Linked DNA regions of Homo sapiens: regions 1, 3, 4, 5, 6 and 7 are each linked to region 2. The links are chromatin loops, found by intact Hi-C in ENCODE. Cell type or tissue: A673. All regions are shown on one strand. Region 1 has its middle 230 kb from the start of POU1F1. Region 2 has its middle 55 kb from the start of CGGBP1. Region 3 has its middle 21 kb from the start of POU1F1. Region 4 has its middle 31 kb from the start of C3orf38. Region 5 has its middle 75 kb from the start of POU1F1. Region 6 has its middle 220 kb from the start of VGLL3. Region 7 has its middle 240 kb from the start of HTR1F.

Region 1 (4,000 bases), 500 kb before region 2:
TCAGCAGCTGAAGCATAATACTCTTAAATTACTTCAATGAGAAAAAAATAGCCCTGATTTTCCTGTTTAATATAAAAGAGAGAGAGAAAGAAGTTGTATCGAAGCCATGACCACTCAGGGAAGAGTGGTTTCTTGCCACTCATAGTGTTAAGTACACAATAAATGCTTATTGAAAGTATACATCTCGGCCGGGCGTGGTGAATCATGCCTGTAATCCCAGCACTTTGGGAGGCCAAGGTGGGTGGATCACGAGGTCAGGAGATCGAGACCATCCTGGCTAACACGGTGAAACCCTGTCTCTACCTGGGCATGGTGCCTGTAGTTCCAGCTACTCAGGAGGCTCAGGCAGGAGAATCGCTTGAACCTGGGAGGTGGAGGTTGCAGTGAGCCAAGATCGTGCCACAGCATTCCAGCCTGGGTGACAGAGCAAGACTCCATATCAAAAAAAAAAAAAAAAAGAAAAGAAAGTATACATCTCTCTATGCACTCTTTGTAACAAGAGATCTATGTTTAACGGGATTAAACTCTAGGATGGAGAATAGGGATAGCTTGAAGGAGGCTTAGCTGTGCGGGGACAAGATAACAAATGTAAGATTATTTCAAGTGAAAATTAAAATGAATATGGCATAGAAATCCAAAGACAATAGGAACAAATACGTATGAAACTAATAGGTTATTTTTTTCATCAAGGGAATGGAAAATTAAGATTAGTTCTGATCACAGAATTGCAAAGTAGCATACAAAGGGAAAAGCTTAGTTGATAGGGCAATAAGCAAAGTAAGTTTTCAGTGGTTTTTTAAAAGATATTTATTTAAACTATAAGAGTATCTCTCCACTCTGAAATTTCCAGTATTCTGTGGTCATCCTTTCTGTTGTTATCTAAACTAAATATTCTAGGTTCTTATTAGGCATGATGTTACATAATCCAGCCACCTCATAAATATTTTTGAGGAGCTTCCTGTGTTTTTTGTCACTTGTCACGTGTAAGACTACCATACATGGTCAATAGATTTGTGTATTGTATACCACACAATTCCAAGGGCACAACTCACTGGAATTGGTATTCACTGTCCTCCCGGAGTTGTACAATGGACACTGTGCATAACTGTACATAGCAGTCCTGCAGCTCTCATCTCAAACCTCCTCTCTCAGCTTTTGTGTGATCCCCTCTCCTGTATTGCTACGCATCATCCCTGCATCTTCAAGCATGTCTGCCTCACCTCCCATCCAAATATGGACGTGCTACCTCCCTTTAGACATCTAAACCATTGGCTGCAGTCTAAAAATTTTTGCTCTGAACTTTGTGGTATCAAAAGATTATATATATACATATATATGTATATATATCACATTCTCTGTGTGTGTGTGTGTCTCTTACACATACATACACACACATAAAGCTTAAAATTCCGTATCAATAGCACATCCACTATTCCTAAAAAATTGTTCATTGTTTTTTTGCTTTTCAAATAGAGTCCAAACTTTCAGCCTTATAAACCAAAAAGAACAAATTAGCAAGCAAAACAATTATAATGACAAACATTTTCTATATATAAATGATGTATGATAGGCATTGTTCACAGAAAGGTACCTGGGAAACTACAAAGTAATTAATTTTGAGAGTTTGAGTTTTGTGTTATGAGTTCATCATGACTCCAAAAGGTGCTACTAATATTTATTTATTCATAATTCTAACTTTAAGCTGGGGTGTCAGACTTGGAAGCAAAGAGATTGAGTTTCTGGAAGAAATCCAGAAATTCTGGCTGTTCTCAGTTTACCTTGCGAGAAACTCAGACTAGCAGAGCAAGACAAGGGCATGTGCATAGGAGCAGTTTCAATTGTCTGAGTTGGCATGTTGATAAGTTTAGAATTCTGAATAAATATTATTAGAAAACCTTTGCTAGCTCTCTTCCTTGCAGTTGGACAGGACAAAGAAAAATCAAGGGCATAGTCATAGCTAAGTAGGAATACAAAGTTGTGAATGCATGGCTCGCACTTCCAACCTGTCTGCAACTATGCTCAACTTTTGAAGATTCCTGCCTAGTAGTCTATGATTCTAGCCTCCATATTCAATATGCAGTCCAGAATATAAATCATTAATTGAAGTTGTGTTATGGACTAAAGGAGAGTAATCCATTTACCAATGTATATAATATATAAAATACTTTGTGTATCTTCATGTGGTGATTCTAAAATATTTATTGCCTCCATCAGATTTACTTAAAAAATGCAGTTTGAAGGAATAAATGTTTACAGATGAAGGATGATTAAGCAGATAGACTAGTATCGTCATGTTTTGGTGATCTCAACTCTGGAATATCAACAAACCAACTCCTTGGTAATTGTTAGTTGCAAATGGGCCATCTTTGAAATCAGTCACTCTAACTATAAAGAGGTCTGCTTCCCCCTGCTGGAAGCATCCAATAGCTGCACTTAATCCAGCAATCTTTTTAATGACGTCACCATTGATAGGAACTGCTCGCTCACATTTATTAAGTGCTTACTCAATAAATGGGTTTGGTATAAAAAATGATAATAAAATGTCCCTTTTCTCTTGTGCATGACAAAATCTTTCTTATGACTCCCGGAGATGTGACTATAATTCTGTCTAGGCTTCTCCTTGACCACGCCATGTGTGCTAATACACAAGCCTAAGAAACAATACGGTTTGATGCTCTAAGACTTGAAAAGTGCTTTGTTGGCTTCTGGGCAATCGTCCCACATCTTTCCCTTCTTGCAAAACCCGCAATCACATGCAGAATCTCCAGGTTCTCAAAGAGGAGAAATCCTTATTTTCTTTTCTTTTTTTTTTTTATGTTTTTTTAAATTATTTTTTTTTATTATTATACTTTAAGTTTTAGGGTACATGTGCACAATGTGCAGGTTACTTACATATGTATACATGTGCCATGCTGGTGTGCTGCACCCACTAACTCGTCATCTAGCATTAGGTATATCTCCCAATGCTATCCCTCCCCCTTCCCCCACCCCACGACAGGCCCCAGAGTGTGATGTTCCCCTTCCTGTGTCCGTGTGTTCTCATTGTTCAATTCCCACCTGTGAGTGAGAATATGCGGTGTTTGGTTTTTTGTTCTTGCGATAGTTTACTGAGAATGATTTCCAATTTCATCCATGTCCCTACAAAGGACATGAACTCATCATTTTTTATGGCTGCATAGTATTCCATGGTGTATATGTGCCACATTTTCTTAATCCAGTCTATCATTGTTGGACATTTGGGTTGGTTCCAAAGTGCTGGGATTACAGGCATGAGCCCTTATTTTCTTTTTCTAAATGTCCTATCACTTTTCTTATCCATCATTCCTTTTGTATTTCTTTTCTGTCACAGAAATCTTCAGTGTCTGGCGGAGGCCTTTCTTCTTGAACCAATTACATGTTTGTTTACCATAACACATTTTATAAGAATAAAAATACCTGACTCCTTCCTTATATCTATGTGTGTATATTTTATGTATATATTAATTATTCCACATAACCGGAGTCAATGAAAGACAATTTTACAAAACAATTTTTTACAAAACCCTTAAATAAATTCATCAAATTTTACATATCTATGGTATGTCTTAATACTTTATGAACAAGTTTAGAATAATGTCATGATTTGAAACTGAAGTTAATAAACATAGTGACTGTGAATAGCTACTGAAGCTTCTGATTAAGTAACATATCATAATTATGGCTGGTCGCCATTTGGATGTTTTCCAATTGTCATCAGGAAATGAGGTGTATCCTCAGGAAGATAATTAAAAGAAAATTGTTATATAATTTTCTAGGACAGTAATAAAGACTCACAGATAATGAATATTGAAGACAAATTGGTGCTTTGCAATTAAGTTTGTTTTCCAAATCAAGTTTGTGTGTTACAGAAGGAGGTTCACTTTGGAGAGTGAAATTTCTAAGATGAAACATATCTCTGGTGATTCATGGCAGATAGGAAAAACAAGACCATTCTTAGTTTTGAGATTTCCAAAGAGTAATA
Region 2 (4,000 bases):
TTCTATCTCTATCTCTCTTCTTCTATAATCCCAACTGGATAAATATTAGACCGTCTTATTCTTTCCTTCATGTATCTTTTGTATTTTCTATTTCTTTATAACTCTGGGTTTCAATTACAGACAATTTTGTGTAAAATCGTCTGTTGAGTTTTACATTTTCATTATATTTTTCATTTCTAGAACTGTTGGGTTTTACACATCTATTAACTCTTTACTCACCATTCTATATATTTGTTTGAAACATTTTAAACAAGCTTGTTTTTATTTTTTCAGTTTTACAGTTCCTACATATGAAGACTTTTGAGCCTTAATATTGTTTATACTTGCTCTCATTCACAGTGTCTTGTTTCCCTATATATTTATTGACTTTTTTCTTTTTACTTTGATCTTTCTTTTTTTTTTTTGACAAAGTCTCACTCTGTTGCCCAGGCTGGAGCGCAGTGGCACGATCTTGGCTCACTGCAACCTCCGCCTCCCTGGTTCAAGCGATTCTCATGCCTCAGCCTCCTGAGCAGCTAGGATTACAGGCATCCGCCACCATGCCCAGCTAATTTTTGTATTTTTAGTAGACACGGGGTTTTACCATGTTGGCCAGGCTGGTCTCAAGCTCCTGACCTCAGGTGATCCACCCACCTCGGCCTCCCGAAGTGCTGGGATTACAGGCGTGAGCCACTGCGCCTGGCCTCAATTTTCTCATTTTCATTTGAATTTATCTGTGGAAATTATTTGAGGCCTGAGATGAAAGTGGATTTCTTCATGGGAGGATTAGCATTTGCTTCTGTCAGGTGTTTGTGCACATTATCAGTCTGTATCAATTTAAACTATATCACTGGCTTCAGGTTTTTTGCTTGAGTGTGTGTGTTTCATAATACCAGGTGGTGTGAATTCTGGATACAAACTTGAATAGAAGCCAAATCGTGGTTGTGACTCTTCAGGAGAAATTCTTTCCACCTCTCATGAGAATAAAGGTTGAATAATCAAGTTTCAAGATAGGAAATTTTTTGTTCTGTTCCAGATTAATGTCAGAGTTTATTTCTAATGCATTCTTAAACTGGGAGTATAACACTTTGGGGTCCCAGTTTTGTTTAGAAGGAATCTCCTGATATAATCTTGAACTTGAGTGGGTCATAGGCTTTGTCTTCCATCCGTGAAACCTTAACAACTAATGCTTGAGACCTTCTGTGCTCAGCAAATACCACTAAAGCAAAAAACCAATGTCAGTGCTTTACTTATCTCTCATGGTTTCTGCCTTAAACTTATTTAAGTAAGCAGGTCGTAGCTGTCTAGAAAAAAAGCTCTAGAAGTACCAGAAGAATAAGGAGCTACCAAAAATAAATTTAACTACTTCTTACTCACTGTCGGCCCAGCATTTACTTTTTTTTAAAGTAGCCACAAAAAATCTTTCTTACATCAAAACAACCTTTCAGTGTTGATTTTAAGTAACGTAAACAAGCATTCATGTTTATTGCATAATCAATTACTACCACCAAACTTGAGGCCTAAGCATTTAAAGAACAGGGATTTGCACTACTATTTGCTGCCCTCTGCAGGTGAATCTAAAACTCACAGACAATATTGGAATTCTGGAAAAAACAAAAACTTCCGTATTCTAATGCAGATGTGCATTAGTGAACTTGAAACAAGACCGTTCATGAAATTGCATGAAATTGCAAAGTATTTCTATGTCCATTTCATATATGCCATATAACTGGGAAATTTTACATGTTGGATGATTCAGAAGTAGGTATTTCTCTTTTGAGAAGGTTAGCAGTAAAAAGAAGAGAAATATGTTTAAGATAGAAGTTATGTGTTGGTTTGATTTTCATCCTTAAATAATGGTGTAGTTGAACATATACGTCAAATTGTAAATCATTACTTGATTGGTATCGTATCATTTTTTCCTTTAAATTCCTTTTCATTAATTGACTACCCCTCATTCAAGGAAACTCTTCTGGAATAAGTGCAAATATCAGCCTTCAAGTTCAAAAGCCTTGTAAAAGATTGTATATCTCATTTAATTCCTCCAACTATTAAGTATCAAAGTGTAGGTATGGATAATAGAAACCCCCAGAATATATTAAGGACTGTAAAAGTGAACGGTTTCTGAGCCTACTTTACTTATGGGACCCTGAGCAACTGAAATGTTCTATTCCACAGAATATTTCCACATAATTTTCTTTTCTAGGTGAATATAGGTTCAATTTCTTAAATATAGCCACATAGGATATAGGGGCAGTGAAAGATCTGATGCAGCCCCAGTGAGCATCCTATGGCCTGGTTTGGCTTGGGAATTCTGAAAGATTCCAGAAACAATGTAAAAGTTGGAGAGACAGACAGAGAGAGAGCACGTGTGTGCACGCCCATTAGCTGTCCTGCAGAGGCCCTCTGGAGTGCCAGAAGTCACAACAGCAGATCACATCCTGGTTGTAATCACATCTTGATATTGATGTCAGCATGGAAAGAGAACTCATGAGTACCATATGCAATGAGTTATATTTCAAAGATTACAACACAGCATTGAGACAGCTCAAACAACAAAAGTTGTTTCCTAAACCTAAGGTGAAAGAGTGTTATGGAGAACAGATTCTGAATTTCAGTAAAGTGAAACACTCAGAAATCCACGGAGCAATGAAGTTTACTTGAAAATAATTAAGCTTTATCCTTCAGACAGAAAAGGGTATTGAGATAGAGATTTTATCCAGATGAAAGAAAAACATTACATTTTTCACATCAGCATTTGTGACGGGAAAAAAATAGTGAAAGATTCAAAAGAAGTTTCTGAAGAAATTTTGCCAGCACAATCACTTGGCTTTTGTCCATCCTTTCACTAGCATCTTACTCTCTGTTTATGTCTGGTGTTCATAATTTCTTCTGTTCTACCTAGCCCCTCCCTTAGTTTGGATAACTTTCCCCTCCAAAGCAAAGTACCACAAGAACAGGTATTATATCTATTTTGCTTATCATTTGTCTCAAATACCTAGAATGGCCCTGGCTTATGGTACATGCTTGATAAATACTTATTAAAATGACATAAAAGTTTTTTTAAAACTTGATTCCTAAAGCACAGATGAGAAACCAATCTTTTGATAGAAATATTGAATTAAGGCAAGATATTACTTTTACCTTCTCTTTCTCATTAGTGGACTGAATACGTTTTGTGGATACTTGGTTTATGGCAGTTACTAGGACCCAACTTAGAAAAGAAAGTCACCATTTGTCAGCCTAAAGGACAGGCAGATTTTATCCTTTTCTTAGTATTGTAGTTTAAATGTCATAATTTACTATTTTCCCTTTAGAATGTCCCTTTTATCCTCAATCTCTCTGACTTTATCATCACTAGGAAGAGTGAGAAAGGAGTCAGAGATTTCTTCATTAAACAGAAGAAGAAAAGGACAGATTCCAAATTACCGTAAGGTAATAGCTTAGTATTTCAAACAAACATTGTTATTTGCTGCCCCTTACTGGTAAGATAATACAATTGCTAAATCACATTTTAAAAGTGTAGTCTTTGGCCACTAAAATCTTATTTTGCAGGAAGTAGCTCTTTTACCACAACAAGAATTGTACCAGTTGGTTGTGTCAAATAACAGAACACCGTATGGGAGGAGTTGCTTAATAGAGTCCATTTTCAGGCCATCTCTTGGATAATTTACAGAAAAGTTAAGTAGAAAAAGATATTAAAGTAAACCTCATATATATAAAGGCATCCTCCCTTGCTTGAAAACTTGAAATTTATCACTGACAACAAATACTATCAGTTGCTTTCTTGAAGTAAAAAGTTCATTTCATTCATTTTGGAGAAAGTATTTTCCAAATGCACACATCTGAATAACCATGGTCTGTCTGGCAGTCACTCTTTCAAGTTAAAAAAAAAAAAATTCCATGGTAAGAAGCAGATAATTCAGTTGCAATTCAAACTAGATCCCTAGTGATTTTCTCAAAATAACCATCATCGTACTCATTGTTCAGCAAAAGTGCTTCATGCACACTTCCCATGTCA
Region 3 (4,000 bases), 710 kb before region 2:
ATTACCATAGCCATGGTTGCATTTATGCAAGTAACAGTCATGTCTTTGTCTTTGAATTAGTTTATGACTAATGTTCATTTAATCAGAATGGACATTAATAAAACACTAGCAGAAAATGTGTCATTATCTTTGTAGCAGCAATAATCTATAGTATAAGCAGGCACTTTCTACTAAATTAGTATCCATTTTTACTAAATCTCATTCTACTAGCTTTCAGTAATTCATGCATCTTCAAAAGTTACCCAATGCAGTACTCAAGAGTGGTTTATTTATTAAGAGGTTCTACATTGTAGGGTGTCAAAGGATGGGCTAGGCAGTCCCCAAGTCTAAATTAAAAATTTTAAGCATGATGGTTTGAGTTGCAGTTTTTCTATTCAGACTGAAACTATATCTTAAAACAGTTATTTAGAGACAGGAAAAGCACTTTTAGCAAACATATACAGAGATAAATTGTTTCAGGAAATAAAAATAGGCTTTCTCAATGTTATGTCAACTCAAATTCTCAAGAAATTATCATCGAATAGAATTAGACAGTTTTCCTGTTGCTCATTCAAGCAGATGGTCGGCATTGACCATCATTTAATGATAAAGCAACACAGAACAACAATATGAATTTTCTCCTCAAAAGAATATTAATACTTTGATCAGTATAAAGTATTCGCTATATAGGTTAAGTAATGAGTGTCTAGATATGTCTCCACAGAGGTACGTGCTACTATGGTTTTGGTGATAAGTTATGGTTTTTCTATAGTTTAGTAGAATATATAAGCATTATGAGACATCACTTTTTTTGCTATAGAAATTACATTAAATTTGTTTTACGTTAGGAAAGCCTACAAGAGTGTTGGATATTGTTCATTTGTTTGTTTTTTGGTCTGGATGGCAAGTAGAAACTTCAATCAGAGTTGTCTTGGCAACTTCATTATTAAATTCCTGTAGGGTCTGCTCTGATTAGGGAGCAAAAAAGCAATAAACAGATTGTGAACCTCCAGGTTCCCAAAGACTTTGCATCTTTCCCATAATTTGGCACTAATATACTAGGTAGATAAAATGCTCATATTCTTATTACTCCTTTCATTTTAAAGAAGGTTTTGAAAACAACCAACCACACGAAACCTCAACCAATAATTCTTTAAGTTACTGGTAAAACTGATCATTTTTCCCCAAAAAAGGTCTTCAAGAGAATAAAACCTACAGTAAATTTTTTTATTGAGTATATTTATGCTTTGTACCCAGACTATTTTTTAAAAAATTTTTAAGTCACTTACAAAAAAAGTATTGAAAGCCAGAGAATTACAAATGAAGCAAGAAAAGAAATATCCAAGTTATGTAGCAGAAAGGATGCAGAGAGGGGTACTGTGACCTTTGGTTCATGGCAGGCACATGGATGACTACATTAAGGGAGACAGCAAATATTCCAAGTACTAAATGTTTTCATGGCAGCACTGTGCAACTAGAGCACAGCATAAAGACATGAGCGTTTCTAGAATCCCCTCCGAAAAACGCTCAGAAACGTGACTTTATAAACTTTGCCTGTTACAAAATTTCACCTTCAGGGTGCATCTGCTTTGCCATTTCTCCCCTACTTTATTTTTCTGCCCCAGGAAAAGAACAGTAAACTGTTATCCAAAATATGTTTGGAAGGATGAGTTAAACAAAATTAAGAGCCAATTGCTGAGAGTTAATCCAGAGTGGTAAAACTTTTATTTCATTTATTCAATAAAAACAAACAAAGTTTCTAAGCAGGGATCTGTCATTCCTGGCCTCTCCCCATACAAACACTCTAGAGTTAAATTATAAGCCTTTTGTAAGCTGGCACCAATACTTCCATTCTAATTATTTTTATTTTAAATGCAGGTTTACATTTCTGTTAATTGTTTAGGTGATTTCCATGAATAAAAGAAATTAGAGAACTTGAGAGGGGAAGAGAGAGGCCTGTATTGCAGGCTACTCTGACTGTAGCATGCAGTGATCATTCACCCACAGACTCAGGAAATACAATGGAAAATTGATTAAAGGCATGTTTATTATTGATGAGTGTGCATCGCACAAATTGCGTTCAAATAGTCTTAAAAATTCTTAAAATGCTTTTATATAAAAAATTTAGAACAATTTCAAACAAAAAGTTGAATTAAAAGCAATTCTTGTACCTAAAGTCAACTCCTCATTAGAAACTTTTGCTATTACAAACGTTTTCCAGGTCTTGGATGGACACTTTTACTGCATTTTTAAATGAATTTTTAAAAAGTAAAATTCAAATTAGCTAAAGTAACTTTACGTACTTTGCATACAGTACATTACTTAACTTTCTAGATTCTCACGGTCCACTTTCATACTATGCCCACTATGTTTGCTTTTTCCTCCATTATACTGGCAATTTCTTTAATTACACCAGCAGGTGGCACTATGATACACTGAACCAGGGAAAACAAAATGAATTGTTAACATTTCGCTGGGACTATTGATTGCTGTCAGGAAAATCAACTTCTAAAGTCAAGTCATATTTTAATATTTTTCTTTATTAAAACCTGCAAATAAAAAGTTAAAGCTTGACTTCTGGGTACTTTTATGAATTATACAGAGATGATGAAAGGTATATATCTGTTTCTTCAGAAAATTTGGAGCTATGCAAAAGAGGAGCACCCAGAATACACATTGAGTGTGTTTCCAGGGCAAATCTGCCTAAGATAAAGGCAGATATTTATGAAAAGCTTTAAAGTGGCATTTGCTTAGAAGGTTCCAAATGTACTTATTTATTAATAAAAAAAATTATACTCCATAATGAAACTGTTTAAAATCAACTCTGAATCATCAGTAAATGATAATTATTTGTTTCAATTTTCAAGAAAAATGTAACAACTATTTATTTTATTGTTTTATCTAATCTTACCACTGAAACCATCAATACATGAACGATTATAATATTTTTAAAACAAAGTTATGCTGTACTGCAAAGTATTTTCAAAATTTGCAGTACCAAAGATCACATTATATATGTTTGCTAGCATAAGTTTTGCTGAATATCAGAAAGTGTTTAAGGAAAATCTACTCTACTGAGGGAATATTGCTTTATTTACTTTATAAACTTGTATCTCTACGTACAATTGAAATAAGATATATGTTTTTAGTTTAATATATTCTCACCAACACCCTAGAACAACACACTAGGAAAACTCTTTAGGCAGCCAAATCTAGGCCACCACTCATTTTGTAAATAAAGTTTTACTGGAACGTAGCTATGTATGTTCATTTGTGTATTGTCTATGAATGTTTCACACCAACAGCTGAGTTGAACAACTGTGTTATAGATGGGCTGGCCCACACAATCCAAAATACTTATCTGCCCTTTACAAAACGGTTTGCCAACCTAATTCTTTTTTTTTTTTTTTTTTGAAACGGAGTCTCGCTCTGTCGCCCAGGCTGGAGTGCAGTGGCGCGATCTCAGCTCACTGCCAGCTCCGCCTCCTGGGTTCACGCCATTCTCCTCCTGCCTCAGCCTCCTGAGTAGCTGGGACTACAGGCGCCCGCCACCACGCCCGGCTAATTGCTTTTGTATTTTTAGTTAGAGACGGGGTTTCACCGTGTTAGCCAGGATGGTTTGGATCTCCTGACCTCGTGATCCGCCCGCCTCAGCCTCCCAAAGTGCTGGGATCACAGGCGTGAGCCACCGCACCCGGCTTGCCAACCTAATTCTAAAATACAAGTTTGATTTATTTTTTTTCCTTTCAAATTACGTAAAGAAATTGCATGAATAAAAAGTACAATAATAATCTAATATATGCTTGTGATTGCTCTCTACCAATTGTTATACAAATAATTAAATGAAACATCAAAATTGATTAATTAATACTGAATTCTTTAGACTTCAAATAATTTTGGATGGATATCCCATGAGACACAGGGGATACAAATAGTTATAACACTCTGTTACTCATATGCAGGAGCTTATAGTGTTTTTGCAGAGGTAATATACTTAAAAAAGAGAACTGCTAATACAAAC
Region 4 (4,000 bases), 180 kb after region 2:
TCATTAAAGAGTATACGATGTCAACTGTCACTATGGAAATACATATTAAAACCAGGAGACAAGACACTACCACCAGAATGACTATAATTTAGAAAGATAAACATTACCAAATGCTAGTGATGTTATAGAAAAACTGGACCTCTCATACATTTTTTGTAAGGATTGTATAATGCCACAACTAAATGCTAAATGCTAAAACTAAAGATATCCCTACACTATGGCCCAGCATTTTCACTAATAAGCATCTACTAAAGGGAAATAAAAGCATATATTCACAAAAAGACATATCCAAGAATATTCATAGCAGCTTTGTTCAGAAAAGCCTCAAAAAGGAAATAGCTCACATGTTCAGTTAGAGATTGGATAAACAAACTATGGCATATATAGTGAAATACTCCTCTATAATACAAATAAATGAATTATACATTGCATTCAACATGAAGGCTTAGTGAAAGAAGATTTAAACAAAAGGGTACATACTTTGTGACTCCACTTATAAGAAAGCCTAGAACAAACAAAACCAATCTGCAGTGGAAAAAAAAATAACATTGGTTGCCTCTGGAGAGTTGTTGGGGTAGGAATTTACTGTGAAGGTTATGAGAACTTTCTTACAGGAAGGTCACGTTCTATATCGTGATATGGGTTTGACTGTGTACAGATGTATGTATTTGTCAAAACTCAGTGAATATACACTTAAGAGTTGTACATTGTAGTATATGTACATTTCACATAAACACACACAAATATTGAACTCTAAAGTGCTTACATAAATAAAAGAGATTTAATGGATGGGGGATGGATTGATGGATGGATATGATAAAGCAAGTATACTAAACTGTTAATAGTAGGACCTTGTGGAAGATATACAGGTACTCATTTAAAATTCTTTCAATTTTGCTTTATGTTTGAAAATTTTTATAATGTTCAAAGAAAAATATCAAAAACAACAACAGAAATTAGTTTGTTCATGTTTCAGATAAAATGACATTTTACTGACAGAGACTGCCAGAATATTATTTTGGTTTGACATTACTAAGTAGTTTGTCTACTTATGCCAGAGTTGGAATGATTAATTAAAATACCCTTAACATACATAATAATGTGGTTTGAAACATTTATGAAACAATAATCTCAAAACTGAGGAATATGCTAATATTCACACTGAAAACTGAGGAATATGCTAATACTCACAACTTGACATGTAATTTGAATGTCTATATGTTTTAAAAATCTAGAATTTTGAGAAATTTGGATTTTTAATCCATATTAATCTGTATGAAGTTAACTCCCAACTATAACAAATTTAGCATATCAATAATTAACTTCTCAACATACATACAGTACAATAAATACTATAAATATATAACAGTCTTGAATAACTAAGCAATAGGTAACATTTTCAACACTAAGTAAACTTGAATAATAAAATGTTTTAGGGGCTGCATAGAGCTATGTATATGGATAAACAGATGCCTTTTATTCTAACACAAATTTGCTCTGAGGGATAGGCTTATTTTTATTGACAAGTTATCAATTTTCTCAGGATTTTAATAAAATCTTCATTTTTACAATATTTTTTCATTTTATTTACTTTTTATTTAAAACAAAATAGATTCCTAAGCAAATTAACACAAGATTTTTTTCCACTTTAGAGTACCTACTTTAAATTGTTTAATTTTAATTTTATTTAAATGTGTTCATTGGATCACATTTTACTAGAAACTAATTTGTTAAGGCCCAGATAACATGTGATAATACTGCAAAACTAATTTATTTTTCTTCATCCTCCCTTCTTACCCATTGATTTTTTTTTTCTTTTAAAATTAAGAAAGAATCAGAGTACTTTATCTGTCCTCTTCTTGTTCAAAACCCAAATGCTGCTGCGGATCATTTTGAAGGAAGGAAGCTTATAATAGCACCTTAAAGTAGAAAGTGGAAATTTGGTGACATCTTGTGGCCAAGGCTTTTCTCAGAGTGTTTCATGTCTATGTCTTAGAATTGGCTTTGTAGTAATGCAATTCCAACTGGTAAACTTACGCTTCTGAGGGTACTTGGAGACTTTCTGGAAAATTTGGCTGATCTAAAGAGTGTTAAGGCAATCAGTTTTCTGATCCTCAATGTCCTTTGCATTTTCCCCAACGAACTTGGTTTACGTGCTATACCATGTTTCCAGCCTTATTTCTTTTTTCTTTTCTCTTTTTTCTTTTCTTTTCTCTTCTCTTCTCTTCTCTCTTTCTTTTTTCTTTCTTTCTTTCTTTCCTTTCTTTTTTTTTCACAATTGCTGTTCTTCCATTTTACAAAATAAACACCTACTTCTCATCCCTTCTGAGTCTCACTATAGTGCATTGCCCTGTGGTATTAAAAACCTCTGGATGCTAGTCAAAGAGAATTTTCAATTATTAGTGTTTGTAAAGAGAAAGGAAATCACTATAATGATTGTTCAACAAAAGTTTTGTTAAGTCAAGTGGTTGCTAAACTATCTTTTAAATTATTTGATTCTAACAAAATTAAAGAAAAACTATGCTTTGGGAGGTCAAGGTGGGAGGATATCTCGAGCCCAGGAGTTCAGGACGAGCCTAGGTAACATAGCAAGATCCCATCTCTTAAAAAAAAAAAAAAAAAAAAAAAAGGAAAAAAAAGAAAAAAGAAAAAAATTAGCAAGGCCCGGAACACCTGACTGTAGTCCCAGGTACCTGGAGAGCTGAGGTGAGAGGATGACTTGAGCCTAGAGGCCAAGGCTGCAATGAGCTGTGATTATACCACTCTACTCCAGGATGAGCAACAGAAGCTGTGTCTCAAAACAAACAAACAAACAAATTGAAATAAGTTTTCATCTGATGCTCTGCTTACTAAAAGTAAATCTTGACAATAAATTACTATCTGATTATTTTCCTTTTGATCTAAAATTTGCATACATTAAAATGGACAAGTAAATTAGGAATGCATTTAAATTTGGATGATATTGTAATTTTGTCTCTACTTATAACCATAATTTGGGTATAAATCATGCTTACACCCAAAACCAACAACAACAAAAAATTGGAATGGAATTGATAACAAACCCTGACTTAGTCAAGCAGTAAGAATATTAATTCATCTCAGTAAATTATGGATTTCCAGTAAAATATGTGAACTAGTTAGGTTGTTTTGATCAATTATATGACAGTAACAATTGTAATAATTCAATCTGGAAGACATTTTTTACCACAAAATATTGTGGGGAAGTTTCTAAAACTTATGATCACATTGTTGTTGCTTAGAAATATTGTACAATGATCAATAAGTCTTTTAAAAGCACAAAATGGTGAGGTCACTTCCAAGATGGCCAAATAGGAACAGCTCCAGTCTGTAGCTCCCGGTGAGATCAACACAGAAGATGGGTGATTTCTGCATTTCCAACTGAGGTACCTGGTTCATCTCATTGGGACTGGTTGGACAGTGGGTGCAGCCCACGGAAGGTGAGCCGAAGCAGAGCGGGGCATCGTCTCACCTGGGAAGCGCAGAGGGTCAGGGAATTTTCCTTTCCTAGCCAAGGGAAGCCATGACAGACTGTACCTGGAGGAAAGGTACACTCTTGCCCAAATACTGCACTTTTCCCAGTCTTAGCAACCAGCAGGCCAGGAGATTTCCTCCCATGCCTGGTTCGGCAGGTCCCACGCCCAAAGAGCCTTGCTTACTGATAGCACAGCAGTCTGAGATTGGCCAGCAAGGCTGCAGGCTGGAGTGGGGAGGGGCATCTGCCATTGCTGAGGCTTGAGTAGGTAAACAAAGTGGCCGGGAAGCTCAAACTGGGCAGAGCCCACCACAGCTTAGCAAGGCCTACTGCCTCTCTAGACTCCACCTCTGTGGGCAGGGCATAGCTGAACAAAAGGCAGCAGACAACTTCTGCAAACTTAAATGTCCCTGTCTGATAGCTCTGAAGAGAGCAGTGGTTCTCCCAGCATGGCGTTCGAGCTCTGAGAATGGACAGACTGCCTCCTCAAGTGGGTTCCTGACCCCA
Region 5 (4,000 bases), 650 kb before region 2:
AAAATGCATACATGCTATGTACTATGCCACATACAAGGAATACAAAGTTAAACAGCAGGTGGACTTTTTCATAAAGCTTTCATAGTCTCTTGGAGAAAGACTGTGAACAGATAAACATAACAGAACATGGAAAGGGAGGAAGACCTGTACGAAAAAAATGTAGTTGGAATTAAGAGGCATTTCTGGCCTCCTTGCCGGCTGCCTTTAATTCTCACTATTCTACTGAACTTAGTTTTCTTTGCCTGTCCAAGGTACACAGCATTCTTGGCATCACACTCTTAAACAAATTTTTTTTTCTCTGTAGATTGTTTACCAATCCTTGCTTGCCTTTTATTTATTTATTTATAAATTTTTATAAATAGTAAGTATGAGTATTGTTTGATCAAATTAAAGTTGCATTTTTGTGTATATGTGTCCACATACAGGTATCTGCGGCCACTACCTAGAGGATGAAGAATAGCAAATGCATTTTCTGTATCTTAATATGGGCCTATTGAATTGCAATGGCTCTGAATCCTTCCGGTTTGATCTATACAGAGGCCAAAAGAAAAAAAAAAAGTTCCGTGAGTGGTAGTCTGAGAGATTTTCACCAAATAGAAAAATAAATATTCTTATTACATTAAAATTGGAATAAAGCTATAATTTGGGAAACATGGACCAGAATGTCCAAATATCATAAAAACATTGCAAAACAATTGAGGGTAAAATAGGTCTCAATAAGAATAGAAGCAAATAAAATGAAAAAAAGAGTCATTATTAGAAAAATTATGAAATAATAATTTAAAACACTTATCAGTAGAGTCAATTGGATTGACGGTAAATTGTTATGATGCAATAATCCAGTTAACTCTCTAATTGAGACACATTTTACCCTCATGCGTAGATTACTGCCCATACCTTAAGGTTTATATTGTAAGTTGCAAATGATTAATTATTTAAAATAATACTTTATATTATTTTTATAATTTATAAAAAAAATAGGTTTTTTTAATTTCCAAAAGAATCTGAAGTTATTTTATAGATATAGGACATAATATATAATTTTAAATTTTATTTTCCATTAAAGACTGATAATAAAGAGCAGTGACATTAAATCAAATAGAATATTAAAAACTAGAAATAAACAAACATGCTTAACATTTGGCATTCAAGAAGTTACTATATATGAGTCAGGAATCTTTCCTCTTGTCCTGTTTAGTTTTATCTTATGTCAATACCTCTATCAGTTTGGATTTCTGTTTTTGCCTTCTTCTCTGCATTTTCTTTGTAGAAGCAGTCTTACCCCTTTCCATCTACTTTCAAGTCTTCACTCAGCTGCTTCCTCTTTCAGAAAACGTTTCCCCAGTTGATCCAAGTAAGAGCCTCTCCCGTATTACCATCTTCCATTACACTAATTATGTTGTACTGACAGTATGTGTACACAATGTCTTTATTCGTAGACTAAAAATTCCTCTCTGTAGGGGAAAATTTCTTATCTATTTTTATATCCCCAGAGAGAAAATACTTGATTAATTATTTTGTTAAATATAAGTGTTACTAGCATTATAGTCATTGACAAATATGTACGGGTGCACAGATTCACTTCTTTGCCACTAGATGGCACTGTTAATCACCGTGGTGCTCTTGGATAGTGCCTCAAGCCTTCGTGCAGTTTTGATACCCTAAAGCTCTGAAAACTGTTACCTTAACTCACTTTGGAAGGGCAAAATCTGACCTAACTTGAACTTATTTTGTGGAATAATCTGACTTAACCTGACGATAGAATATTTATAGTCTTTTTTTTCTCTGTAATGTAAATATTAATATGACTGATTATAGGGTGCTATTCAAACCCCCGAGGATTATGTAACATTTAAATTAAGCTCCACATTACATTTCTCAAATACAAAAAGTTATGATTTCTGAAAACCAACTAGCTCAGGAGTTTTTGGTAGATGATTCTTGTCCTCCACCAACAATCCCGTTATTTTTCAGAAAATATTTTAATAATGATATAGAAAAGAATTCATTAAATTATAACCTATGCATCTGTGATAGCTCTAACCTCACCTATCTTAGCACCCAATTATGTTCCTATAAACCTTATTCTTTTTGCTTTCACAATATATGTCAATGTGAAAATTAAACTTTGAGAACATATGTACCTTTTTCTAAAATTTAACTGGTTACAAAATGTGGTCTATATAAAGATACTTCTTAACTTTTCCTGATTAATCTTGATTTTGTACCTATACTCTAGTATAACCGATAGTTCTATTTGAAGTTCGCTGTTGTTCAACTCTCTTATGACATATTTAAATTACATGCAAATGAGCTGGTCCCACATACATTTATATTTTTCTATATTATACAATTTTATAACTGTAGAAATATCTTCAGTAGTGCTTATTAGTATTCTAGTTTAAAATATTTCAACCAAACATGATATGAAAATAGATTTTCTAAAAGCTAACCCCACTCCTTTCCTCTTCTCCTCCAAGTTATAGGAATTTATTTTGAAATATTATCTGCCAAAATCTGTGAATACTGAAGTTAACCTTTCAAAATTTTTTCTTAGTAAGGTGACCACCAGATACCAGTTTCCTTGTTTCTTAATATGTGGCATTGCTTTTTCGTGTATCTTTAGTTGTTCTCAAATCTACGGCCTTATTTCTTGGCTTACTCTGAAAACTCCAATAAGGAACCAAGGGATGCACACATAATGTAATAGGAAGACCATCTGAGTATGAATTAGAATATCTGGGTCTTAGTCCCAGGGCACTTGCACAGTAGTTTGGCAAAATGATGCCTCCTGCAACCCTTCTGGTTCTTATAAAATGAGACTATAAAGTATGAATATTTCTGTCTGGCTTATCCATCTCACATTCTCATAATGATTAACAGAGTCATTCAGGTTGCTTCCTGCTTACCTGTAATAGTTACCTAGCTTGCTGAAAGAATTAGTGGTGGTTTTTCCTACTGTGAGGCCTGCATTTGTCAACTGGCTAGACTCAGACATTTTAATAACAATCCGAAACATCTCTTTGCACTTTGTAGTCTGAGGTAATCCAACCTGGAATATTTTGATTATCATTCCAGCTCCCTAACAAGTTATGCATTCTGGCATCCTTCCTACAAACCTTAGCATGATTTTGCTCTCTAGCCATGGAAAACATCAAAATGGATTTTGCAGGTAGAATCCACAGGTCAACCAAAAGTGTGGATATCACTATGGTTAAGAACACACTCCCTGGAGCCTAGGTCAGTTTTAAATTCTGTCTCTATGATTTACTGGCCTTGGGAAAATTACTTAACCTCTCTGTGCAGTTTCCTGATGTACAAAATAGGCATAATAAAAATATATTCCTCATAAATGATTTAATATATCTAAAGCACTTACAACTGTGCTTGGATCATAATAAATGTTATGCATGTGTTACGTGTAGTTTTATTATAATTTGAGATATAGTGTAATGACTATAAAAATATGAACTCTGAAACAAAATGGTCTGTTCTGAAATCCTGGCTACGTCACTTACTAGCTAAACATCCTTCCATGAGTCACTTAAGCTTTTTCCCATCTGTAGAAAAGGAGGTGTATAATAGTATATATACCTCATATGTGGATTGTGAAGATTAAATAATGTCTGTAGTAAACATAGTGTCGTGCATAGCACATAATATACATTCAATAAATGTTATTTTTATTACTAATGGATTAAAATTAGAAGGGTCTTAAATATGTCTCCTAGAATTCTGACAAGGGCTACAAGTGTTACATTGCTCTTATTTTATGACATAAGTTAGACAGGTAAGACTGGGAAAAAATGATATTTAAACTGTTACAAGTTAAATATAAACTGTCCATGAGATCCCCAAATAGAGATTTCAATTAAGAATTTGACATGAATCTTAGAAAGGTAATGTTAATGAAGTTAAAATTTTAGAAACCATCACTATGGAGATGATATTTAAATCCATGAAAAAAGAATCACCCAATAAAACATTAAACAGACCCGTA
Region 6 (4,000 bases), 1.2 Mb before region 2:
CTAGGAGCTGAACACTCATCTGGACACTGTGGCTGCATGGCTGTGGAAAGGAGCTGCCCCCCTGCAGGAGACTTAGCTGTTATATCACTCAATAAAGCTCCTATTCATCTTGCTCATAGTCCCACTTGTTTCCATATCTCATTCTTCATGGTGGTAGGAGAAGAACTCTGGATCTGTCAAATGGTGGGGCTAAAAGAGCTGTAACACAAACAGGGCTGAAACATGTCCCTTGCTCGACACACTGCTGCTGAAGAGTAAAGAAGAACTGAGGCCCTTCAGAAATCCCAGACCTGGAAGCTTCTGTAGCCAGGGCGGTGACTCTTTGGGGCTCTGCAGTTCCTGGCATCTCAAGCCAGCACCTGGAGCTGCCTGTCCCGCTGTGGTAGCTGTCACATCTGATTGTGCTCAGTGGCTAGACCCCACATTCATTCACACACCCTTTGCTGTTCCACACCTGAATCACGCTTGGCAAGTATGGGACCCAGGCTGGTAGTGTGAGCTGAGTGCAGATTGCCAGGACAAGCAGGTAAAACAAGCCCAGTAGGCCCGAGCTACTAGGGCAACTAGGGCAACAATGCCACCCACAGAGGTTTCCGACCAGAAAAATGACACCCCAATGATCCTGTAACAATATAACAGGGTTAGAAATTAATTATGAATGCTAATCTTATAGAATAGTCATTTCCCAGATTAAGAGTACAGAAACAGGTGCAAAGGTACATTGACCTTTCTCAAAGAAAAAAAATGATATTCATTCCTTTCTATTAATGTTAATTTTAAGACAAATAAGTCATATGTTTTCGTTCATTTTATAATAAATCACTTCCCTTTCTATAATATGTAATATTAATTGTGTCCAGGTACCAGGACATTTTAATCTTTGCATTAGTCAATTCTCACTATATGAAAAAGTTGCTTCTCTTAGCTACAGATAATTATAAAGACCCAGTAAGTTTTTCATATACACCAGCCTTCCCTCACAAAAGCACGTGCATCTCCCAGCAGGTGGATGAAGACAGGGGCAGCGGGAGGCTGATAACAAGCTCTTTTTACTAAGCAAATATTTCAAAGGAAAGATATTAACTTATCAATATTGTCCTTGAGTATAATGAGCATTTTAAATAACACACACCTGAACTTTTCATTTTGAGTGTTTTATTTTAGAAATGTATGGCTTTCTGTATTTATCATTTATTTTGAAACTACATGTATCTGCTCTCGCAAACCTCTCCTTCATTCAAGAAAATAGACTCTCTACCACACAGAAGAGCATGAATGTGCAACCAATAATTATTTTTGTTTGTCTAATTATCATTCTATCCAAATAACTTCAATATATTTTTCTGCTTTTATAGGTAATTAATTTCTAAAGTTAGTATTGACAACAAATACATCATATACATTTTAATTTATGTGACATAACTAAGTGAACCAGTGTACATACAAGTGCTTGAGAAATTCCTACATGATTACAAATACTTAAACAGTACATGATAGCTAGTTAGACTTTTAAAACTTCACATAACATTTGACAGTTCCTTTGGAACCTGATTTGGAAGATTATGCCTTACGGCAACAGCTCTATCCTGTTCGTTCTAACCTTGAAGTTTTACATTTTGTAAATAGCAAAGCAAGCCTTGGAAAACCTTGTAATTGACAAGGTAATATATGAATACCATACAATGCATACACTGCATTTCTGTTTCTGTTTACTCATAACTTCATATGTATTAAATGACTGAGTCTGTAATTCCAATATGTAAATTCCAATTCAATAAGTTTTGCACTAGCCTTTTAAAAAAGACAAACTGTCGAGTATACCACTAGGTGGCAGAGAAAGATCAGAAAATTTCCATTACATACTCATGTATTAAAATGTATTTATAGTGCACTTAAAAGTCTTTCTTGAATTACATTTTATATATAAAATTGTGTTCGGTCTCAGTATGCTTTTAGTTATTATGAAAACATGTTTTATAAAGATTTTTACCAAATACATTTTAACAGGAAATATTTTATTCTTTGTGATATATACATATATGAAATATATAATACATTTCCGATATGTAAACACTATGTGTGTACATGAGTGTGTATGCACTGGCAAATTTTATACCCTATATAGAATAATACTTTAGGAAAAAGCAAAATGTAAACTAATCCTATGACATCCTACATTCACATTTTCTTTTGTGATAAAGTCTTAATTTAAAATTTTTCTAGCTAAGAATAATTCAATATAACTTATATTCATAAACTCTAACATTTTACTTTTATATCATTACATATATGACTGTATTTAAATTACTATATTTTATAATCAATGTAATTTGCTACTCATAGGTGTCTTCTAAATTATCTTTATTCATATTCATATTATTTTTGTAGGGTTACTGATTAATCAAAAGTTTCAAACAGCTACTGATATTTGAAGGAATGCTTCTACTTTCTATAGTTGATGAATTTGGTAAAATAATAGCATATTTTCTCTGATAATTCTTCGTCTTTACTCTCGCAAAGAGAGACAGTTTTTTTTTTTTCTAACAAAAAAATATGTGAAAGCAGCAGACTGAGCTAGCAAATGTCAGGTCCGGTTTTGCTTCCACAGCGGATATACTCTGTGATCCTTAGTAAATCAACATACTGATGCCAATTAATAAGTGAAAAGAGTTTAGTGACCTAAAATTCTAATGAAGGAGAGGAGAATGACTTCATTAATATGTAATTGATTTTTTTTTTTTTAGTTGCCAGGTTTAGAGAAGCTCGAACGGAACTTTTTACAATTTTTTAATTTTTAATTTTTGTGGGTACATAGTAGGTGTATGGATAGAAATTTTTTACTCAGTTTTAGACTATTATAAGCTTACTTGTTTACTTTCAGGTTGAATTTTTACAGTGTTCCTACGTTCCATCCTACCTGATTGGTCTTTTCATTTCTTACTTTTCCTCCCCAAATTTATCACCTATTATTTATCTTCCTTCATTCCCTCTCCACCTCTCCTCATTTGTTGTTTGAATGAATGAGTTGGAAAATAGGGATAAGATCTCGAAGAATCAGAAAGTTATGATTTAGAATTACTTGGTGGGGCAAAGGGATACGGATTGTTCTGTTTTTCTGAACTCTTTGGGAATTTTTAAAAAAACATTGGCACATTGACTTAGCATAAATAAAGCAGACTGGACATAAGGAAGATTCTCATTGCTGAGTTGCTGGGCAGAAATTTGGAATTCATTTCTGTATTTTCTAAAACATGTTATTATTTGCTAAAATATCTACAATCCCAAGCAACAAAAACAGATAAATAAGTTTAACTCTTTAAGTCTTTAATTCTGTGACTGATATGCTCACTTCAGGTAGGTAAATTATTTTCATAGCTGTGCTTACAAAACACTAAAACCTGTTTGCAATTATGATAGCACACAGTATATAGGCAACATTTTGAAGTCTTATGAGATTTTACTTTCTCTGCTATACCTTTGATGTTACTAGTAATATATTTAAAAAATAAATATTTTCAAAGTATTTTTCTCATCGAAAGAGGGTAAACACTTTATGGACAGGGACAGTATCTGAAACATTTTAAATGTCTGGAGATTCTTATTATATAGGCATTGAATAAATATTTGTGGATTATTTGATTACCTTCTTATCACCTAACTTCAGAAAAATCAAAATGATAGATATTAACAGAAATTCATTAGCCACACCAAGACCACTGCAGGCACCTGGTTTGAGCCTTCAACATTTTCCAGAGATTCTGGACTTTCAGTAACTCCTACTATTTCTATTCAGGCTAGGAGTGACAAGTTGGATAAAAACCATCACCTATAGGTAATTTTAGTAGCCTCTAATTTCCAGGCTAAATTGGAATTCCCCTCCCCAGGCCCCAAAATTAAAAGCAAGATCCAGGTTACTCTTTGGCAGATTATGACTGAACACATCACTCTGCCTTGGGATTGTTTTCTGCCCAGTGGTAATCAATATAAGCACAGGATTCCC
Region 7 (4,000 bases), 460 kb before region 2:
CAGGAACTGACTCAGTGCAAGAGGACAGCCTCAACACTATAATTTCATCTTCGACTTTACCAATCAGCACACTCTACTTTCTGATCCCCTACCCACAAAACTGTCCTTAAAATCCCTGATCCCCAAATTTTCAGAGAGATTGATTTGAGTGTTAATTCCATCTCCTATCAGCCAGTAACATAAAGTTTCATCCGGCCACACACAATGGCTAGTGCCTGAAATTCTAGCTGCTCAGGAGGCCGAGGCAGGATTTCAAGACAAGCCTGGGCAGACTTTTGCATTTCTGATGACTAATGGATGGATGGTTTTACCGAGAAGTGGACTCCCCGGCCCTCCAAACTATCCTCGAAAAACCCTAGCCTCCTAATTTTTGGGGAGATTAATTTGAGTAATGATAATTCTGTCTCCCACATAGCATGACTGGCCTCATGTCAATTAATCTTTACAGCAATGCTGTGGTCTCAGTAAATTGTTTTCATCTGTGCAGGGGGCAGGAAGAACCCATCAGGTGGTTACACCTTCCTGCAATACATTTTCACCCATGAAAATTTGTTCTTCTTCCCCCTAGCAAAAATTAAAACGCAGAACATGGAACAAAACTAGGAGAAGCTCTTATCAAGTCAAAATGTGTCTTGTTATATATAATTTTTTCCCATTACAATGAGTGCAAATTTGCCAGAAGCCAACAATTTCAACCTTGTCTGCCTAAAATTTAGCTAGCAAACCTCTGCCCTATGAATGTCCTCAGCTTCTTGCTAAATACACACTTTGACTCTTTTAGAAGAATTAATTTAGTATTATTGGTAGAGAAATAAACACAAACTAATACAGCAACTAAAATGTTTGAAGGGAAAATTTACTATGTATCTAAAAAGCAACGTAAGTGAAGAATCATATTTTATTGATTGTGTTAGGACAAGTGACCACTGCTTATATAAAAATTACACTAACATGGCTTTATAATATTGTGAAATAATTTTCTTTCTTCTACTTTCCTCTGTTCCTGTATCTCACTCAAGCAAGCAGCCTATCCCTTATTTTAATGCTACAGGGAACATTTTTACGGGGCTAGTACATAGAGGTAGACTTAAGTTTGAATTTTCATACATCTTAAGCTCTTAGAAAAATTGAAAGATAAAAAAATAAAGGAAAGAAAGTGGGACTATCTGCCCTATTAAAAGATTAAAAGGAAATACTTCAAGTGGTGGAGCAGAGAGATGTTCTTATGCCAGAAGAGCAAAGGAAACCTGTGCCCTGCTGGCTGGAATCACCTTAAGGATAATTATTAGATACCTAAAAGGAAGGTTTGCATTGTGCATAGCAGATGGAAACTAAGGTAGGAGGCCTTACAGATTATTTTTATTACAGCAAAAAAATCAAAGAAATGTGCTAATACTGAAGGGGTATGCAGAAATAAATCTCACATCTATATCAAGTTGAGACCTGATGATACTGAGAATAAAATAAATCCCACCCAGTGCACTGGCATTGTATTATCCTGATAAAATTTTGCAAAGGGGTCACAGACTCAGGAAGAACTGGAGTTTTCCACTAGCCTAGAATGACAGGTCTTGGATTTAGAAATTAATTTGATTTATAGAAAAGAAAGTGATCTTTCTTGTGCACCTATGTCTGTTAATGGACATTTTTATAGTTTATATGTTGTAGAACTATCGGTGAAATATAAAATTACCAATATCTAAAGTTGCACATAGCAAATTTGTAACTGCCTAAAAACTGAAAGAAAAATCTAACATTTTGACATATTTTACTTTTGCCAGTGTTGACAAAAAGAGTCAAACTCTGTAAGATATTTGAAGAGATTTATTCTGAGCCAAATATGAGTGGCCGTGGCCCATGATACAGCCCTCAGGAGGTCCTGAGAACATGTGCCTAAGGTGGTCGGGGTGCAGCTTGGCTTTATATATTTCAGGTAGGTAGGAGACATCAACCAAATACATTTAAGAAATACACTGGTTTGCTTTAGGAATGTGGGACAACTCAAAGAGGGTGAATTCCAGGCTATAGGTAAATTTAAACATTTTCCGGGTGACAATTGGTTGAGTTTGTCTAAAATCTGGAATTGATAGAAAGGAATGTTCAGGCTAAAGATAAAGAACTGTGGAGACTACGTTTTATTGTTCAGAGGAAGCTCTTAGATAGCTGACTTTAGAGAGAGCAGGTGGTAAACTGTTTTTTATCGTACTTAAAAGGGTGCCTGGCTCTTCGTTGATTATCTCCTGGATATGGGAAGGAAGGAAGGAAGGAAGGAAGGAAGGAAGGAAGGAAGGAAGGAAGGAAGACAAAGGGGGAAGGGGATTCTCTATAGAATATGGCTTTTCCCACAAGAGACTTTGCAGGGCAATTTCGAGGCATGGCAAAGAAATATGCTTTGGGGTTAAATTTTTTTTTTCCTGTCTCATAATGTTATGCCAGAGTCAGATTGAAAACTAAGTCACAATAAATAGGGCCAATAAAACCCATCTGATGAGAATTTATGGTTTGTAGGGCATGACTCTCTAGACCCCCTAGGTAGGAATTTGGGTGAGCTAAAAAATATCAAAGCTTAGTCCTCACAAGATTGGCCCAATATTGTTGGACTTTATGAAAATAATGAACACAAAGAAAGCTTCTAGTGGCAGAAACAATAAAAAATAAAATTTGATAAGAGCAAAACTGATGAATGTCAAAAAAACAACTACACCAAAATAATTTATTTTATAAAAATAATTGTAGTAAAATTAAAATTAAGAAATAGGAAATAGTTTAACTATATAGAAAATGAAGTAAGCAACTAAATTTGCTTAATATAGCTTATTTCAAAAATATTTTTTCTGATGAAAATGCACCAATATTGTTCTAATTCTGATATTAAGATATGCATTCATTAACTCACAATAAAATATCATTAGGTTCAAAATTAAATCCATGAAGATATGATCTACAGATCCTTTAGCCTGACTTGTTTATGTCTAAATAACTAGACACTTCAAATTATTGTTCCAAAAAATAAGATGTATTACATAATAATTTTCTTTTTTACTTTTGCACACGTTTAGCAAATTATAATTGATTATTTTTACTTACCAAAAACAGGGAAAATTAGTGATAGGAGGAGAGAAAGAAAGGATGACAAAAGAAAGAAAAAGAAAGGAAAAATGAAAAGGAGGAGATGTGAGCATATTCTAACAGGCAGTTAGATTGACTGGATCATTTGAGAGTAATTTCACTGAAATTGTTTGAGTGGGAGTTAGACTGCAATTATCTGGGAGAAATGGACGTCTAGGAAGTAAAAATAAGACAGTAGCCTATTATTTCAAAAGCCTCACTCTGAAGGGCAGACATCAAACTCATAGCACAGTTTTTTATGTTAGTTTTATTGCATATATTAACTGTATATTCACCCTAGGTTTACTTTTTCATTTAGGTTTTGGCCTGATATTGTTTCCAATATTGTCAGTTCATTAGTCAGTCTTTTACAAAGACTGTTTTTTTTTTTCCCCTAAGGCTTGAAGTTGATCCGAATAAACTATCCTGCCATACTTAAAGGAGAAGTCCCTGAATATGTACATGTAAATTCTCTAAGTTTTGAGCAGACTTATCATTATCAGTTAATAAGGTTCATTTGTGCCATTGTTTGCAATTCTTTTTTTGGTTTTATTTATTTTGGTCTTACTTTGCTGGCTAGATTCTCAAAGTGTTGAATAGAAGCACTATTAGTACAGAACCCGTCATTTCTATTTTAAAGGAAAGGTCTCTGACCTTTAAATAGTATAAGTTTTGTTGTAAGTATCAAAGAAAGAAACTCTTTCTCTTTATAATTTTCAAAGTTGTCTTTTTTAAATCATGAATATTTCGTGAATTTAAACCAATATTTTTAGTGCATTTATTGAGATTATATGAATCTTTTAAATTCATTAAATTGTTTTAAATCCTTTAAAGTATTATTGTCAAATGTACAGACTTTTGATGATAAACTTTCCATGTTTCCCTAGGATAC

The links. Peaks named below come from ENCODE experiments on the same cell type or tissue, not always from the same donor. Only the 100,000 strongest peaks of a DNase experiment are listed, where the experiment ranks them.
Region 1: a loop joins it to region 2, with 7 times the contacts of the local background. A loop is called at or near these places in 12 of 110 quality-filtered maps.
Region 3: a loop joins it to region 2, with 7 times the contacts of the local background. A loop is called at or near these places in 40 of 110 quality-filtered maps.
Region 4: a loop joins it to region 2, with 9 times the contacts of the local background. A loop is called at or near these places in 11 of 110 quality-filtered maps.
Region 5: a loop joins it to region 2, with 9 times the contacts of the local background. A loop is called at or near these places in 68 of 110 quality-filtered maps.
Region 6: it touches region 2 in a loop (8-fold over the local background); 9 of 110 quality-filtered maps call a loop at or near these places.
Region 7: it touches region 2 in a loop (7-fold over the local background); 2 of 110 quality-filtered maps call a loop at or near these places.

The regions. Positions count from the first base shown.
Region 1 is chr3:87,501,684-87,505,683 of GRCh38, forward strand. No RefSeq gene overlaps it. Among named protein-coding and RNA genes, the nearest start is that of POU1F1, 230 kb to the left of the region's middle. In A673, a CTCF peak has its summit at 2,419 (motif pointing left); DNase peaks (open chromatin) are centred at 2,408 and 3,748; H3K27ac peaks cover 370 bases.
Region 2 is chr3:88,001,803-88,005,802 of GRCh38, forward strand. No RefSeq gene overlaps it. Among named protein-coding and RNA genes, the nearest start is that of CGGBP1, 55 kb to the right of the region's middle. In A673, CTCF peaks have their summits at 1,543 (motif pointing left), 1,746 and 3,476 (motif pointing left); DNase peaks (open chromatin) are centred at 1,539, 2,419 and 3,489; H3K27ac peaks cover 2,399 bases.
Region 3 is chr3:87,295,909-87,299,908 of GRCh38, forward strand. No RefSeq gene overlaps it. Among named protein-coding and RNA genes, the nearest start is that of POU1F1, 21 kb to the left of the region's middle. In A673, a CTCF peak has its summit at 2,388 (motif pointing right); a DNase peak (open chromatin) is centred at 2,403; H3K27ac peaks cover 1,545 bases.
Region 4 is chr3:88,178,639-88,182,638 of GRCh38, forward strand. No RefSeq gene overlaps it. Among named protein-coding and RNA genes, the nearest start is that of C3orf38, 31 kb to the left of the region's middle. In A673, a CTCF peak has its summit at 1,962 (motif pointing left); a DNase peak (open chromatin) is centred at 1,923.
Region 5 is chr3:87,349,204-87,353,203 of GRCh38, forward strand. No RefSeq gene overlaps it. Among named protein-coding and RNA genes, the nearest start is that of POU1F1, 75 kb to the left of the region's middle. In A673, a CTCF peak has its summit at 1,579 (motif pointing right); a DNase peak (open chromatin) is centred at 1,608; H3K27ac peaks cover 422 bases.
Region 6 is chr3:86,772,464-86,776,463 of GRCh38, forward strand. No RefSeq gene overlaps it. Among named protein-coding and RNA genes, the nearest start is that of VGLL3, 220 kb to the right of the region's middle. In A673, a CTCF peak has its summit at 1,820 (motif pointing right); a DNase peak (open chromatin) is centred at 1,848.
Region 7 is chr3:87,546,162-87,550,161 of GRCh38, forward strand. No RefSeq gene overlaps it. Among named protein-coding and RNA genes, the nearest start is that of HTR1F, 240 kb to the right of the region's middle. In A673, no CTCF peak of the experiment used is centred here; DNase peaks (open chromatin) are centred at 1,500, 2,330 and 3,250; H3K4me3 peaks cover 794 bases; H3K27ac peaks cover 4,000 bases.